Linked DNA regions of Mus musculus: region 2 is linked to region 1. A link is a loop called in an ENCODE intact Hi-C map of the cell type or tissue named here. Cell type or tissue: heart. All regions are shown on one strand.

Evidence for each region. Peaks named below come from ENCODE experiments on the same cell type or tissue, not always from the same donor. Only the 100,000 strongest peaks of a DNase experiment are listed, where the experiment ranks them.
Region 2: a loop joins it to region 1, with 2.3 times the contacts of the local background. A loop is called at or near these places in 3 of 42 quality-filtered maps.

The regions. Positions count from the first base shown.
Region 1 is chr19:58,940,228-58,948,227 of GRCm38, forward strand. It overlaps Eno4 (enolase 4), which reads left to right and starts at 3,198. Exons shown (of 14, transcript NM_178689.4): 1 at 3,198-3,394; 2 at 5,307-5,435; 3 at 6,425-6,615. The coding sequence starts at 3,230. It also overlaps a transcript of Hspa12a not described here. In heart, no CTCF peak of the experiment used is centred here; a DNase peak (open chromatin) is centred at 3,344; H3K4me3 peaks cover 1,970 bases; H3K27ac peaks cover 1,644 bases; H3K27me3 peaks cover 347 bases.
Region 2 is chr19:59,342,865-59,350,864 of GRCm38, forward strand. It overlaps Pdzd8 (PDZ domain containing 8), which reads right to left and starts at 2,916. Exons shown (of 5, transcript NM_001033222.3): 1 at 1,855-2,916. The coding sequence starts at 2,723. In heart, CTCF peaks have their summits at 2,323, 3,153 and 3,360; DNase peaks (open chromatin) are centred at 1,647, 1,697, 2,377 and 3,017; H3K4me3 peaks cover 4,053 bases; H3K27ac peaks cover 2,461 bases; H3K27me3 peaks cover 2,870 bases.

The DNA of each region.
Region 1 (8,000 bases):
TACAATTTGCATACATCTGGGTATACTTTGCAGTAAAATCCCCACTGTTCCTAATAATTGTGGGAAATGAAATTGGAGTATTCACAAATAGCCCTGTGACTGGTATCTGGCCACACTATCACACTACCAGGCTGTTAGCAAGTCTAGAACATAGGAACGTTTCAAATGAGTTTTCCCCGACTCTGATTTCGGCGCACTGATGACTCATGGTTGGGAGTGCAACTGAGCTTTAACTTCAGCGCTCTGGAATAGTGCCTAGCACAGGGCGCTCCGTCAAGACATCTTTGTCAACTGGATGGCAGAAGCAGAAAGAGAGGCACTGACATTTCCTTGACTTCACACAGCTCCCAGGTAAAAAGTCTCTAAGAAAACAACTGAGTCACTAAGGACCCCTTAGGAGTCAACTCTTCTCTAAGCTTTGACTTAAATACCCTTCCCTAGAATATACTGTAATCCTTGGTCATAAAGGTAACTCACTGGAAGAAAATTAGATACTGCTAGCATATACGAAGACAAGATTCCTGACCCCCACCACCTGAGGACAGCAGATCACCCTGGGTGCAGGCATACACACCTGACACAGCACCGACAGTTTCTACCCTTGCCTTTGGGACTCGGACTTTCTTTTTACTGCTCAAAGCCGGTTTTGTCTGTTTCCTCTTATAGCTCCTGCCCTCCTCCCGTGTCCTCAATCCATTCCTTCTGCGGTGCCTCGCTCCTATTTCAAGAGGACTCTGTCCCCATTTCCCTCTGAGGGCGTCTCCATTCTTCAGGTTGTTAGGCTATGAAGACATCTTTGGTATCTCCAGTCCTCCCTTTTTGATCTGGGATTCTCAAACTTGAGGCCAGGAGGTGCAAAACCCGGTGCACAGGTCACATAGTGTGTTACTCTTTACAACTCTAAGAGACCTCTACACTGCCCCCCAAGTCTTCTTGGCTCCTCACCCTCCATCCCCATCACCTAGGAGTAGGCATCCTTCTCATCTGTCTCTTCCCAGCTGACCTTTACCCTTTGACCTTCCTAAATCATTCTCCACCTGGAATTACTGCTTCCTGAACAACCAAACACGTTATCAGTCCTACCACCGTAGCCAGCCAACCACTTCTGCCTTGCCAGTCCTGTATTTTTAGGAATGCCCTGCTCTTGCAGGATGGTATTCTAAGGCTTTGACAATTTCTCTGCGGGCTAAATTTTCTCTGCGGGCTAAATGTCCATCCCTGTTTCTCATTTCTGAAAAGAAGGACTTACTGCTCACTTAACACCAAAGCAGTTACATGTTTGTGATTTAGCGTATGCAAAATCGATTCACTCATCCAGTAACTGTTTACTGAACATCTAATCTATAAAGGAATATACTGATGCCATAAGTGCAGTACTGAACAAGACACACAAACCCTGTCCTCATGGGACATAGAGGACAGTGGGTTAGAGAGCGAAGAACCCATTGCATAGTGGTCTCAGCCCAAATACTTCCAGTCTTCCATTAAAATATTAAATGAGGGCTGGGGTTATAGCTCAGCTGGTGAAGTGCTTGCCTGGCATGCATGAAGACCAGGGTTCTACCCCTAGCACTGCGTTAACTAGGCACGGTTGCTCACGCCTGTTAACTCAGAACTCCAGAGATAGAAGCAGAAGGGTCAGAAGTTCAAAGTCAGCCTCCACTACACAGCCAGTCTGAGGCCATCCTAAGATACATAAAACCAAGTCACAAACTAGAAAAAAAAAAAAAAAAGGAAAAGAAAATTAAATGAGGTCTGGAGATATAGTTCAGTGGCTGCATCCAGGTGGTAGGCCCAGAGATTCATGCTGAGCACAGAAGAATGAAAAAGAAGAAAGTCAAATGGGTCAGCCCTAAAAGATGAGGGCTCACGTCTGTGGTCCAGGTTTCAAGTGGGCAAGGAGATCAGTAGAAAGAGCAGTCTGCTGGGGGGGTGAGAATGTGAAGCACAGCTTTTCTTAAGACACAAAACTCAACCTTCACAGGATGGGCGAAGGAGGTACCTTCCACAGGAGGCGGGTTGGTATGAGGACGGCCACACCCAGGAATAAAAGCAATGGCAACATTGTGGGCTCGTTTTTAAACAAAGGTGCACTAAAATCCCAGCTGTGAGCGCTCAGCTCTGCGATGGACAAGGAGATGACTAAGTCTCTGCTTCCACCATCCAAGGACTTGCAGCCAGCCAGAGGGGAGGGCAAGTGTGTGATGACCCATCACACCACAGAAAGGAAATCGTCCTCAAAGAGAGTCCAGAGCAGGGAGGAATGGGTCTCGGTTATATAAGCGTACTTACAGAATCAGGTATTTTATCCACCTACATCCAACAGTACATTTATGGAAAACAACTGTTCCCAAATGCCTCTTCGCACTCGGGGTTATTTTAAGTGATTGTCCAGCGGACAGAGCAGGTAAGATTACGTTTTCCAGATGAGCAATGAAGGCACAAGTCTTTTAAGCAACCTGCTTTCTGTTGGGAACATAAAACAGGCAACAATAAAAAAAAAAAAACACGAAAACACCCTGTCTGTCTCGGCCCACTCCTATCCATTACTTGGATCGTCCTGCACCATCCAAGTAACGAGCACAGAAATAAGTTCTATCATTGCGTCTGGTACCTAACTGTCACAGTAAACAGGCAGCCCGCTGCTACAGACCATGACCCAAGGACTTTCTCATGGGCTGCGTTTTGCATGGCCTCCACCTCGCCCTGGGTCTCTCCAAAGCATCATCAGTCTTACTTCCTACACTGGGTTTCACTCTCAGTAATCTCCCCCAAAGGGAGCTTTCTGAGAGAGAGCATCACGAGGCGTGCAGCAAGCACAGTGCGTGGGTTGGAAGGGATGCATGCCCAGGACCTCCACGGCTCAGGAAGGGCACCCTGGGCTCTTGCATCCCTCTCCCTCGTTAACTGCAAGAGTTGAAGTGGCGGGTACCGCTCCCCAGCTTCTGCAAAACGAACTCAAACAATCGTTAAATGCCTCCCCGTCTGCAAAACTGTCCGAGGAACAGTGACAAACGGGGACGAGAGAGCACTAAGAGCGAAGCATTGAAGAAAGGCGAAGTGCGGACGGGACAACGATGGGTCCCGAACGGAAAGCTTGAGTCTCGGTCCACCAAGGGAAGGAAGCCTCGCGAGATCTAGGGGTCGTGATCTCGTTGCGTTGCCTAGCGACAAAAGGACGCTGGCGGGCCCCCTGGCAAAACCCCGCTGTAGCCCTAAGTCTCCTACCATGGGAGATGAAGACGGCGGCCGCAGAGGCGGGATCACTAGGGACCTGCAGAAGCTGAAGCAGCAGGCGATGGCGTACTACCAGGAGAACGACGTCCCGCGCAAGCTGGAAGATCTGCTCAACTCCACCTTCTACCTCCAGCCTGCGGATGTCTACGGGCACCTGGTAGGGACGCGCGGGGAGCTCCCTCCTCCCTCTGGCCCACGCTGCGGCAGCGCGATGCGTCTGCGCCTGCGCAACGGAGTCGCGCCTGCGCGCTGCTGGGCAGAAGGGTTAGGGGATGCCCAGCTGAGAGCAGGGCGAGCGTGCTGCGCGGGGAGGATGCGGAGAGTTGACAAGAGGACCCTGAATGGGTCTGTAGCTCAGGTCTGCTCCGAGACTGGCGAGCTTCTTTTCTATCCAAGGAGCTCACCTGCCGTTGGTTTTCTAAACCACAGACCTGACGCTGAACTTACCTTACCTGCGGGCGGGGACGCAAGCTGGACCACGAAACGAATGCCAGGGACTTGGCTGCAGCCCACCCCGGGTCCCATTCCTTTGGCTTCCACTCCCCCCTGATGTCTCAGATTCCAAGTCTAAGCTCCCAGGTGTGAAAACCTCACGCACCCTGCATTGGCTAGGTACCCAACGTCTCGGGCCAGTGACTGCCAAAATGCAGATTTCACTCGGAGGCCCTTCTCCGTTGTTGACTGAGTGTCCTTGAGCTCTCCTAGGGCCATCCTACAGTAATCCTTTGAGTTACCTAATGGTTGGCTGCTGAGGAGGGGGATTCCTGTGCATCAGATGTGACTTGGAAAGGAGTTGGGGTACCTACCACTCGTTGTCTTCGTCTCTAAAAGCTCTGCAAGATTTAAAACAAACAAACAACCCTCCCTTTTTTAAATAAAGAACTTGGGCCTCAGGGCTTTAACTAGTACCCCCACCCTCACCCCTACCCCTGCACTGTGGGACAAAGGGACAATTATAGACTTTTTGTGGAATAGGTGAGTGAAGGCCTTATAAAGATTTCAATCCCTCTCTCTCTTGCTGAAGGAACTGTTAACTCGTTGTCTAAAAGGACACCTCACCCTGTCTCTTCCTAGTCTGTTAGGCAGCCTGGCACTGGTTTGTACAGCTCTTTGGGAACTCCCATACCTTAGTTAGGGGCGGCCCCATTTGCTTTCTATCCTTTGCTACAACATTCTGACCAAAAGCAACTTAGGAACTTGTTTATTTGGTTTACATTTCCATGCCACAGCCCATCACTGAGGGAAGTCTGGGCAGGAAATGCAGCAGAGGCTATAGGAAGAAAAAAAATGCTGCCTACTGGTTTGCTTCTCATGGCTTGCTCAGCCTGCTTTCTTGGACAACCCTGGTCAACCTGCCCAAGGGTGTCAGCGCCCATAGTAGGCACAGCGCTCAGAAGTCAATCTTGGATCCCTTCCAAGTGATTTCTGCTCTGCCACTTAAAGGAAATTGCAATTACTAAGCTTCCCAAGAGGCCTGTTGGAGTTAGGTGTCACTGTGCATCAGCTGATGGTTGGTGAGGGGAACACGGTTTTCACTGTTGACAAGCCAGATGTCTGCCTGGGGGTGGGCAGGGATAAAAATTATCCCCTTCGGATTTTTAAAATCTGAATATGTCACAGTATAAAGACCAATGACTTCCACAACTTGAGAAGAAGGATTAGGGAGTCAGTCAGTCGGCTTGCCATAGAAAAGCTTGCTGGAGAGAGATACCAAGTCTGTGGGTTAAGAAAGGTCTCGGGCATGGTGGCACACCCCTTTAATCCCAGCAGTTGGGAGGCAGAGGCAGACGGATTTCTGAGTTCGAGGCCAGCCTGGTCTACAAAGTAAGTTCCAGGACAGCCAGGGCTACACAGAGGAAACCCTGTCTCTAAAAACAAAAATCAAACAACAACAAAAAAAAGGTCTCAGGGTTTCTAATGAGACATGCTGTCCCAGCAGAGCTGTGGGGCTAACCCAGATCCAGGAAGGAGGACACATGTGGAGATGTTTTGTAGGAAATTCAATGTGTCTGGCCTTGTAGATAAATTCAATGTGATTTCTAATTTTTGCTTTTGTGTATGTGTTGAAGGCAAACTACTTTTCTAAACTTGCGAAGCCTCCCTCCATATGCAAAATAGTAGGGAAAACCATACTGGATGGCCTGGGACTTCCTACTCTACAGGTGGAAATCTCCTGCACCATTCAAAATTTCCCCAAGGTATGAGGCAGTTAAAAAAATTTGTTCTTTTGTGTGTCTTGCCCATCTCTGTACTAACTAGCAAGAGTTGTCTAAGTTGCAGAAAGTTAACGGTTTTGAAATTCAGTATTTTTGCTGTGTATATATGAACATATGTATTTATTCATAGGTATTCATAAAATCTTGACTCAAACAATCAGCAATGCTGTGTGTTCTACGTTTCTGTGTGCTGGCCTGGAAATAATCTTGTGGGGGGAGGAAATGGGACAGAAATATTATGACATTTACGATGCAATGAGTTCTATATGTCTACATTTGGGTTTATGTGTGTGAGATACGAAGAGTAACAATTTAGACTATTTATTTAGATAAATTTAACAGCTGGAAGTAGTGGTAAACTCCTGTAACGGAGGCCGAGAGGATCAGCAGTCACGCTATCCTCTGTTATTCGTAGCCATCTTAAGGTCAGCCTGGGCTACGTGATACTCTTATCTCAGGAAACCTTCTGTTAATCATAGTAAGATTAGGCCAGCCTAAGCTACGTGATACCCTATCTCAGGAAATCTGTTATGTATAGTAAGTTTAAGGCCAGCCTGGGCTACAGGATACTCTGTGGCAGGAAAACAAAAGTAAATTTAAAAATTGAAAACAATTTTAACAGCTTAATTCATGTTGTTTCCTACTTGTTACAAATACAATTGTCACAGCCTCTGAGGGGAGAGTAATCATGATTAAATCTGTAGCTGTTTCTTGGAGACCTAGTGAAAGCTTGACATGGGAATTTTAGACCCATATCTTAACAAGAGGGTAATTTGAAATGTTTCGTGAAGTCAAGTTTCTTCAATGTTTCAACAGGTGTGCATTACAGCCCAAAAAAAAAAAAAAAAAGTATTGTTTTCCCCCTTGAAGTTGATGATAAAATACTATTAATGTTAAGTGCTAGATTAATTCAATCTCCCATCTCCTGGGAGAGGGAGAGACAATGCAGAACACGTTTGTGTCCTCGTCAGTACATCTGTGCCGTGGCGATCCCTACGCACTTTGAAGTCGTGGAGAACGCTTTGCCAGAGGCGTTGGATGCAGAGGACTCAGAAAGGGCCCAGGCCGTGAACACAGCGGTGCAGTGGATCAATCAGTCCATCACAGAGGAGCTGTGGGGTCTGGTCCCCTCCAACCAGGCAGAGGTGGACCACAGGCTCAGGTACAGCTTCCACTTCAAAATAATAATGGCCAGCTATAAACGCCTCAGTTGTCTTCATGTTCCTCTGTGGAGCAGAGTTACTCAGGCCACTCACCGTCCTGATTTACCCAAGAAGTCTGAAATTGCATACACATGTGCACAAGCTTGTAAAGGTCAGAGTCCAACACCAGCTGTCTTCCTTGGTTGCCCTCCACCTTGTATTTTGAGACAAGGGATCCTAATTTAACTTACTGGAACTCACCAATCCAGCTGGACCGGCTGGCCAGTAAGCCCCTCTGTCTCTGCCTGCCCGGTGCTAACACAACAAGCGCTCCTCACCACACCCGGCCCTTTACACGGGTGTTGGACACTGAGCTTAGGATCGTCATGTGTGCAGGCCACCCCAAGAGATTCCTATGCTTAGAGAGGTAAAATTGGTAAACAAATCAAACATTGACTAGTAACAGTGATTCTTTGGTGTATAACTTTACTGTTCATTAAAGACTAAAGCAGTGTGCATCCAATCGAGATGTGCTTTTGCATTTAGAATTAAATCTTGGCTGGATAGTTGATACCAAAAGACTCAGAGCACCTTCAACTTTTTTTGGAGTTGATGAATATTTTGTGTGCATGAGTGTGTGTGTGTGTGTGTGTGTGTGTGTGCCACAGCACACACTTGAACACTTGTGGAGGTCAGAAGAAAACTTGACGGAGTGAGCTCTTTCCTTCCACCACGCTGAGTTCCAAGGGGTCAAACTCAGGTTGCCAGGCTGGGAGACACATGCTTTTGCCTGCCGAGCTATTTTGCCAGCCCCAGAGTTGCCCAATATTTGATTTTATAGTAGTCAAAGCTGAGAATCCTGCTTTGCATAAATACACTGAATACAGTTCAAAGCAGAATTATGTTTAGAGGCATATCAGAAATTGTTGAAATTCTGTCCTAATCCTAAGCTGGAATTCAATTAACATTTTTGACTTTTAAAATCTTTTAAAATTGTATTTACTTTCATTTATGTGTTTGAGTGTTTGCCTGCATATATGTATGTATGTGTATTACAGGCATGCCTGGTGCCCAGAGGAACCAGAAAAGGGCATTGGATCTCCTGAAATTGGAGTTATAGGTGGCTGTGAGCCCCAACCATAAAAATGATTTTCATTGCCAATTCATAACTATAATTTTGGCACTATTATGAGTCATCTCTGTGTTGTCCAGTGGTCTTGGGTGACCCCTGTGAAAGGGTCATGAGACCCCTTTAGGGTTCTTGACAAGAGCAGCATTTTTTCTTAACTGCTGAACTGTGTCTTTGGCCCTCTTGTTTGACAACGTTTCATGAAACTCAGACATTCTAACAGTGCAACCCAAAGACACACTGATTCAATATTTACCCGATGGGGAAGATAGTAAA
Region 2 (8,000 bases), 400 kb after region 1:
TAAAAAAGTGAAGTTGAAATAAATTCCTTTAGTTACAAAAAATTAAAAAGGTAGCCTCAATTTTTCACCACTTGACTGCTTGTATGACTTAAGGAGGTTATTTAACTACCATGTGCTTCATTCCTTCAACAATAAAACGGGATTAATACTAGCTACTTTCTCTCTGTGAGAATGATGATATGTCTGAGAGAAGCTATAAAATCCATTCTCTTACCTGAAGTCAGGCCCACACTGTCACTAGTGTAGCAAACCTCTGGAGAAGTGCTGGGCAAACAACACAAGCTATCACTTCCTCAGCCAGTGCTCCCATCCCCACATTTCTAGTTCCGTTTACCAACCCAATAGCAGCTTTCTAGTAATTTCAACCTTCCATCAACTCCACCTGGGTCTAAATGTTATTAAGTAGATAATAATCAATTCTTACTGAACTCTAAACTTTATGAAGGTGAAGGCAATATTTATTTCTGATCAGTATTGAATCCTGAGCACTGAGAAAAGTAAGGAGGATAAAACTACATATTGAGTGATGTACTCTGCAGTGGTTTCTGACTGATCAAGAGTTGTGATTATCAAACTTTGTAACAACTTTTGTTTATGACTTTCTAAGCAACACACTGCTATAAATACATCACTGCTTAAAACCTACAACTCATAATGCAGCCATGTAAAAACAGGTTTCATAAACTACATCTCCTTTACAGAACCAGAAATCCTGCATAGCATATGACCAGTTCACCATCCCCTACAAATCCATGGAAATATGTGCTCCACACAACAGTTCTCTCACCACCCAAAGTTTAAACTGTTGTTTATTCTCAATAAAACATAACTAGTGAAGTACAAGCTCCACAAAGCAAAAATCCATCCCAAATCTACACTACTCCTGCATTATATTGTGCCACAGACTTTGGGGTCTTCAATCTCCACTAAAGAGCAGTAGTAATGTAAGGCAATACTAGACTCATATTTCAGATTAAACAACAAAACCTAAAATGTTCTATGTACTGAACACAAAGTTAAAGGAGGATAGAAAGAGAAGTTGAAGATTTGGTCGTTTTAAAAGAAACAGGAGCCTTTCTACTGCACCAAGCCTTCCAAGTCCCACCTATGAAACCTCTAATCCTCCAAATACTCATTTCCCCTTCCACTTCCAATTCATCAAAAGAAAACTCATGCATTAACTAATCAGAAGTGCATCACATAAAGCCAGATACAGAGGAACTTTAAAAAACTTCAAATCACTGTCTTTAAAATATTACCCACAAGGTGACTTGGAGTATTGGGTTAAGGAACAGCCACCGGGAGTAGACACCTGAGAAGTCTGGGTCTGTTTGTGGTGAGGAGCCTACTTCCCAAGGGCAGATGACAGTTACCCCAAATTCACAGAGAAGACCACCTGGCACCGGACTCAACTCCTCCAAATCACATCCCTCTACAACAACCCGTGCCTCTGCCCGGAGAGCTGCCAAGGCCCGTGCCACACAGAAACACCCGGGATGTGAGCACGCCCTTCAGGTCTGCAATGTGCCCAGGAACAACTTTTCCACGTGGTGCAGGAGATGCTGCAAAGGCAGACACAGCCGCTGCCTTCCGGTTGCAACAACCACACACAAGTGTGTCTCAACAGACCCAGGAGAGGCACTCACTGACTGGCCAGGGACAAGGCGCTCAGGCCTCCAGCTCCCTGTGCTGCCTTGGCAGCACGGGAAGTGCCCACTACCCGCCTTTCTTTGCTTGGGGGCCTCAGTCCAGGTGGAAGCAAACTGCAGGCCAGGGTCGTGCTGGGAATCTGCCTTGGCCCTTCCCTGGCTAACCTCCCCCGGGTAGCCTCGGCTCCCCTGACCCTCCTCTCACCTGATCTTGTAACTGGGCAGGGTGTGCTTGCGCTTGATGATCTTCTTGAGCTGGTTGACGATGATGGAGGTGAGCTGGGGCATGGGCCGCCCCTCGAACTGGGAGCGCACCTCGAAGTCAATCAGCGGGTCCTCCACGAAGGAGAAGAACCAGTGGGTGAAGGGCACGCGGGTGAGGACGAAGCGCAGCCTCCCCACCACGCGAGACAGCTTCACGAACAGGTAGGCGGACTTGCCAAACACCAGGTCCACGTCGATGGCCAGGTGGAAACCGCCGTTGTACTCCACCTCCGCTTCAAAGGCCAGCTCCTCCGGGCAGGTGGCGGGCAGCGCGTCCCCGTCGGGGTCGTCGGGCTCGCCGGTGCCCGAGGCCACCACGGGCCGCACCAGCCGGATGGTCTTGATGAAGGGCACCGTGTCGCCCAGGAACACGTCGCGCAGACTCAGCCCCTCCAGCAGGCGGCCGGCCGTCTTGGTCTGCAGCAGCTCCTCGAACTCCACCTTGATCTTCTTGGTGACCCAGCGGCGGGCGAGCGCGGTGTCCCGCAGCTCCCGGAACAGGAACAGGATGGTGGCGTTGAGGAAGTAGCAGGTCTCCAGCGTCGGCGGGGCCGGGCTGTCGGGGGTCGGGGTCGAGCTGGCGCCGGCCTCGGAGGAGCAAGCAGCGAGCTCCTCGGCGCCGCCGCCATAAAGGTACTCCCTGAGGGGCAGGCCCGGCACCGGCTTAAGGTAGCGGAAGCCGTCGCCCGCGCGGGCCGCTTCGTCCGCCCGCGGCTCGGGCTGTCTGCGGTAGAGTAGCAGGAACTGTGCGAGCAGCGTGAGGAACGAGCCCAGCACGGCCGACGCCAGGATCAGGAGCAGCAGCCCCATCCCGCCGCCCCCGCCGCAACCCTCGGCCTGCTCCCGCGCTCTCCGCGCCGCCCTCCTCCTCACGCCGTCGCCCCCGCCGCCTCCATCTTGAGGACATCGGTCGCGGATGAGCGGCTCCCTGGGCCCGAACCGAGCGTCCGCAGTCCGACGCTGCCTGGCGGCGCCTTAGCCCGCCGCGGCCCCGCGCCTCCTCAGACGCTCCCCCGGGGGCGGCCCGAGCGGCGGACCGGCGGCGGGCGAGGGCGGGAACGGCGCCTCCCCACAGAGCCTGCGCTCATTGGGCGAGCGGCGCGTGACGTCAGAGCGTGCGCGCCCCCGGCGCCGGGCGCCCCGGCGCGCTTGGACGCGGGTCCTTTCCCACCTCTCGGCGCGCTTCCAGCGCCGCTCCCCCCACGCCCCTGCATTCCTGCCGCCGGCGGCGCGGCGATCCGTGCGTCCGTCGTCTCCGGAGGGCGCGAGATAACGGAAGGAGACCTGGATAAGTCGGGCTGACGGGGCCCGGCGCGGCCGTCCGTTATTCCGCGCCCATCCCCCGCGGCGGCCGTGGGTCCTGCCGGATACCTCTGTGGCGACCGCCCAGCATCCCTCAGTGTGTTGCTGCCTCCCCTGCAGGGCAGCGCCGCAGAGAGCCTGAGCACAGGCGGTTGGGACACTGCCCGAGCCGGCCAGAGGACAGACTGCATCAGGGATTGCCATCGCTAGCCCGCACAGACCGGCAGACCTGCATCCGCAGAGAATGGGCCCCGAGAAGGGACCAAGCGGAACCGCGAGAAGGGGACTAACTTTCCTACCTTGGGGATTTCAATTTAAGTGAGAAAGAAGTTTATTTGAGGTCTGGGAGGAGTGGGTGAGCTGAGTGAATTTGCCAGCATATTGGAAGGTGTCTTAGCGACTCCATTCAGATTGTTCACGCCCCCCTCCTCCCTTCTTTCCTCTCTGAGGGCATTATCCGGAGTCCATCCCTCAGGCCATTACTTTTAGTGCCTACCAATTTCACAGAATAACCCGTGGTACCCGTGGCATAGTAAAGAAATTGCTTAGGGGTCACATCGTGGGATCCTAAGTCCTTGGTTTCTACTTGGCATAATAACACGGAGGATGCTGGAGGTTTTTTTTGGGGGGGGGGGTTGTTTGTTTGTTTGTTTTTCGAGACAGGGTTTCTCTGTGTAGCCCTGGCTGTCCTGGAATTCACTGTGTAGACCATGCTGGCCTCGAACTCAGAAATCCACCTGCCTCTGCCTCCCAAGTGCTGAGATTAAAGGCGTATGCCGCCACCGCTCAGCTTAGCTTTTTGGTTTTGAAAATAAAAAATAATAAAAATTTAAAAAGCCGATCAGGGATCAGGTCCCAGTTGCTCCATAAAGGAGAGTTGGAGATGCAGAGACTGGGAAAAGTGGAAGATTTTGCAGAGGGTACCAATAGAGCCAGAAGCCTTTGTGTTCCCTGGCAACGGTGTTTCCTCTGGTGCTTTCTGACTACTCAGTTGTTACATCACAGTTTTTATCTGTCCTCACCGACACAACTTGTCTAGTCCTAGGGAGGTCAGGTATTCCGCTACTAAAACCCTCGTGGATTCAGGCTGGCTCTTGAGACATCAGTACAGGGATCCTTTCTAGTCTTGACTGGGTGATTGGAGCCTTAAACCAGAGTTCTGACCCAGCTGAGCCAAGTATAGAACTTTGGAAGCAAATTGATAATGTAATGAAATCTTATCAACCAGATTGACTGAGAAACACCTAGGGAGGCCTAAATGTGTGTCTGGGAGTGTCTTTGAGGGCATTTGCCCAAATGATTTAGGGCCTGAGGACTGGCTTAAGGAATGGATGTTTTATGGGTTCATAATATGATGATGGCATTATTGGAAGGTTGTGAAAGCAGGGAGGGAGGACCTGGCTGGAAGAAGCGGGTCAGTAGGGCAGTGTCCTTGGGGATAGGTCCCAGCCTCTTCCTACACTCTTCTGGATTTCTGTTGGTTGGGAGGGATTGAGCTTACCTCTGCTTTGCCACGCCCTCCCTGACTTGATGGATTGACACCTCTGAAACCATAAGCTAAAAATCAATCCTCCTTTTAGTTTGCTTATATCTGGTCTTTGTCACAAACTTAGAAAAATAATACAGTAGCAAAACTCAGGGCAAAGCAGAAACAAGTTTAGAATGTGTGGTAAGAAATGATACATTGAATCATTTTGTGAACTGTGAAGATAAAATCCAACATACACCTATAACAAATGAGCAGAACAGAGTCCCTGCCCTCGGGTATGCCAGGCCCAGGCAGACAGTCACACAGGTAACTAGAGATAAGAAAGACACTGCTCTAGCAGAGGCATACTGGAGATGCTACAGTAACAGAGTCTTCTAGTTCAGGGGCAGAGAGCAGAAACTGCCTGTGGCTAACATCACTGCCATGTGATTCCTGGTAATGACAGTGGACTATCTCTCTGATCTCAGCTGCAAGATGTTCCTTTCAGGCTTGCATAGAACCCTAGGCTGAGAGGATTATTTCTGCCTCATCTACCATTGTACTTACCTTGCTATCTTGTCAACTGTACACGTCTGCTCTTAGTTTCTATGCCTCCCCCTCCTCCAACCCCTGGACTCAGACAAAGAGCTTAGACAGCATCAGCTCTGGACCCAAATCTACAGAGCCCTACATCTGTGGCCCTCTAGCTCAATCTTAGATGTTAGAAGGCAACCCTTGATTGGCCACACTAAATCAATCATTTGTGCCCCTGGGCTTGCCAATGCAGAGTAAAGCAACTTCTCTCATGAGGGATTAAGAAAATAATGGTTTGCAGGGTGTAATGGCTGAACCTTTAATCTCAACACTCAGGAGGCAGAGTCAGGAAGAGCTCTGTGAGTTCAAGGCTATCCTATTCTACAAATTGAGTTCCAGAACATCCATGCTCTGTTACACAAAGAAACCCTGTCTCAACCCACCCACCCCAAAAGAAAAGGAAAACAATGAGCCATTGTAGTTTGATAGGAAATGAAAAATGGATCCTCTCTCAGGAATATGGGGGCTCTGGGGCAAATAGAATTCTTTTGGTACTTGAAGGAGCTTTCTTATCAGAAAGAAGCAAAAACTCCCATGTTGAAAATGCAGTGTAATTTAGGGAAATTGTGGCAGGATGACTGGAAGAGGGTGGAATGAATAAGAGCTGGGGCTGGCCAAATTGAAAGAAGACAAATGCCAGGTGGGAAAATGATGTGAACTGAGTTAGGGAGTGATGGAGCATCAGGAAGAGGGCCAGTTCTATTTTGCCAACCTATGATATTGAAAGGGTTTTAAGCAAGAGCATAACACATTGCCTTTCATCCCCCATCAACAAAATGTTCACACCAGAGCAATCCAACCACCATCTCCTGCTCCGCTCTGTTTCTGTACACTAATTGTCCTTACACACATTACAGCCTTCATCATATCTCTTCCCACACTTTTCTCCATTATCCTAGTCAGCATCTCTTTTTCCACCGAGTGCCCTCAAATCTTGACCAGGCTCTCACCTCTCACTGTCTTTTTTTCCCACCATGTTCAAGGGTGGACATAGTCTTTCAGAGAAGAAAAAGAGGCCTGTTAGCTAACCCAACCCCATGTTTCTTTTGTAAGAAGGAACCAAATTTTGAATAGAGGTCAAATAAAGTTTAAGTTCCCAAGATTTCCCTGGGTAACCGATATCCTTCCTAGTTGGCAAGTTGAGACATGAATGCCGATCAAGTCATCCTGCCATAGTTGAATAACCTAGCAAATAGGTACAGGATAAATGTACCACAAAGACATGTTCTAAAGGAAGTCCCCCACCCCCAAATCCTGATTGGTGGGATAACTTGGCACAAATGTTTGTGGTTTGCAAGCTTAAAAGCTCTAACATTTGGACTCAAGGTGGCAGTTCTGCTCCCAAGTCTGTTCGGTGGCCCTGATAGATCTTTTTGTTATGTGCTTAAATACAAAGATGAGTGTTTAAAGACAAAGACAGCTCCCCAGTCTGTGTTGTTGTCCCTGACTGGTCAGTTTTTGCTGCCTGGTTCAAATAAAGATCTTGCTTTGCTGGACTCTTGTGACGGCTTGGCTTGTTTTGGATTATTCGGACCCTAATACTTCCCTGGCAACAACTCATTGATAGTACCCTCTCTTCTGTGGCAACAAGTCACACTAAAAATATAGATGGAGGACAGACAGATGCTCAGTTGTTAACATCTTAACCTTGCAAGCATGAGGACCCCCAGAGCACAGATTAGAAAAAAATAATTGGCTGTGGTGGGTACATGCTTGTGATCCCAGCCCCGAGGAGATAGACATCAGATCCCTGGGGCTCACTAGACCGTTCGCCTAACCTACTTGGCCAGCTTCAGCCCAGTAAAAGATCTTGTCTCAAAAAATACAAGGTATAAGGCCAGTGAGAAGGCTCATATGGAAGGAATTAAGCTGTTTTTTTTGTTGTTTTGTTTTGTTGGGTTTTTTTTAATGTTTTTTTTTATTTTTAATTTTTCAAGAACTATCTCTCTGTAGCCCTGGCTGTCCTAGAACTCACTCTGTAGACCAGGCTGCCCTCAAACTCCTGCCTGCCACTGCCTCCTGAATACTGGTATTAGAGTCATGAGCCACCACCAACCCACGTGACTGGCATGAGAGAATTGACTCCCAGGTCTGACAAGCTGTCTTCTGACCTCTATAACACTCCTGCTGCAGCATCTACGCCTACACACACACACACACACACACACACAAATGGTTTTGGAAAACTTTAGCTAGTGTTCCTGAGGAATGAAAATTGAGGTGTCCTTGGGCCTCCATATATATGTACCCATATGTGCACCTGTATGTAGATGAACGTACCCATGTACTACATACACCCTCACCTCACTCAATACAGCACACAAAACAGTAAAGCAAAAGTATGCTTGTCCTGTAGCTCCTGCTCTTGCCGGTCCATCTCCTTACCTTCAGCACTTACAGGACTTCCTCCACGCTTACAACACACAAGAAAACCCCAAAGACCGCCCACCTTCCACTCTCCAACTTCCTTCTTTGCCTCTCTTACCTACAGTTAAGTCTTTTTAAAGGACCAGACAGTTCACTCCAACTGCAGCTTCCCTTCTTCTCTTCATCCACTATGGTTCCCCTTGCATCTGAACAGGAACCCCCATGTGCTAGCCAGTTTTTACACAATCCACAATCGCCAAGGCGGAAGAGTCTCAGTGAGCAATTATCTAGATCAGGTTGCCCTGTGGGTATGTTGTGAGAGGTGGTGGGGGGGGGGTGTGGAGTGGAGAGGAAGT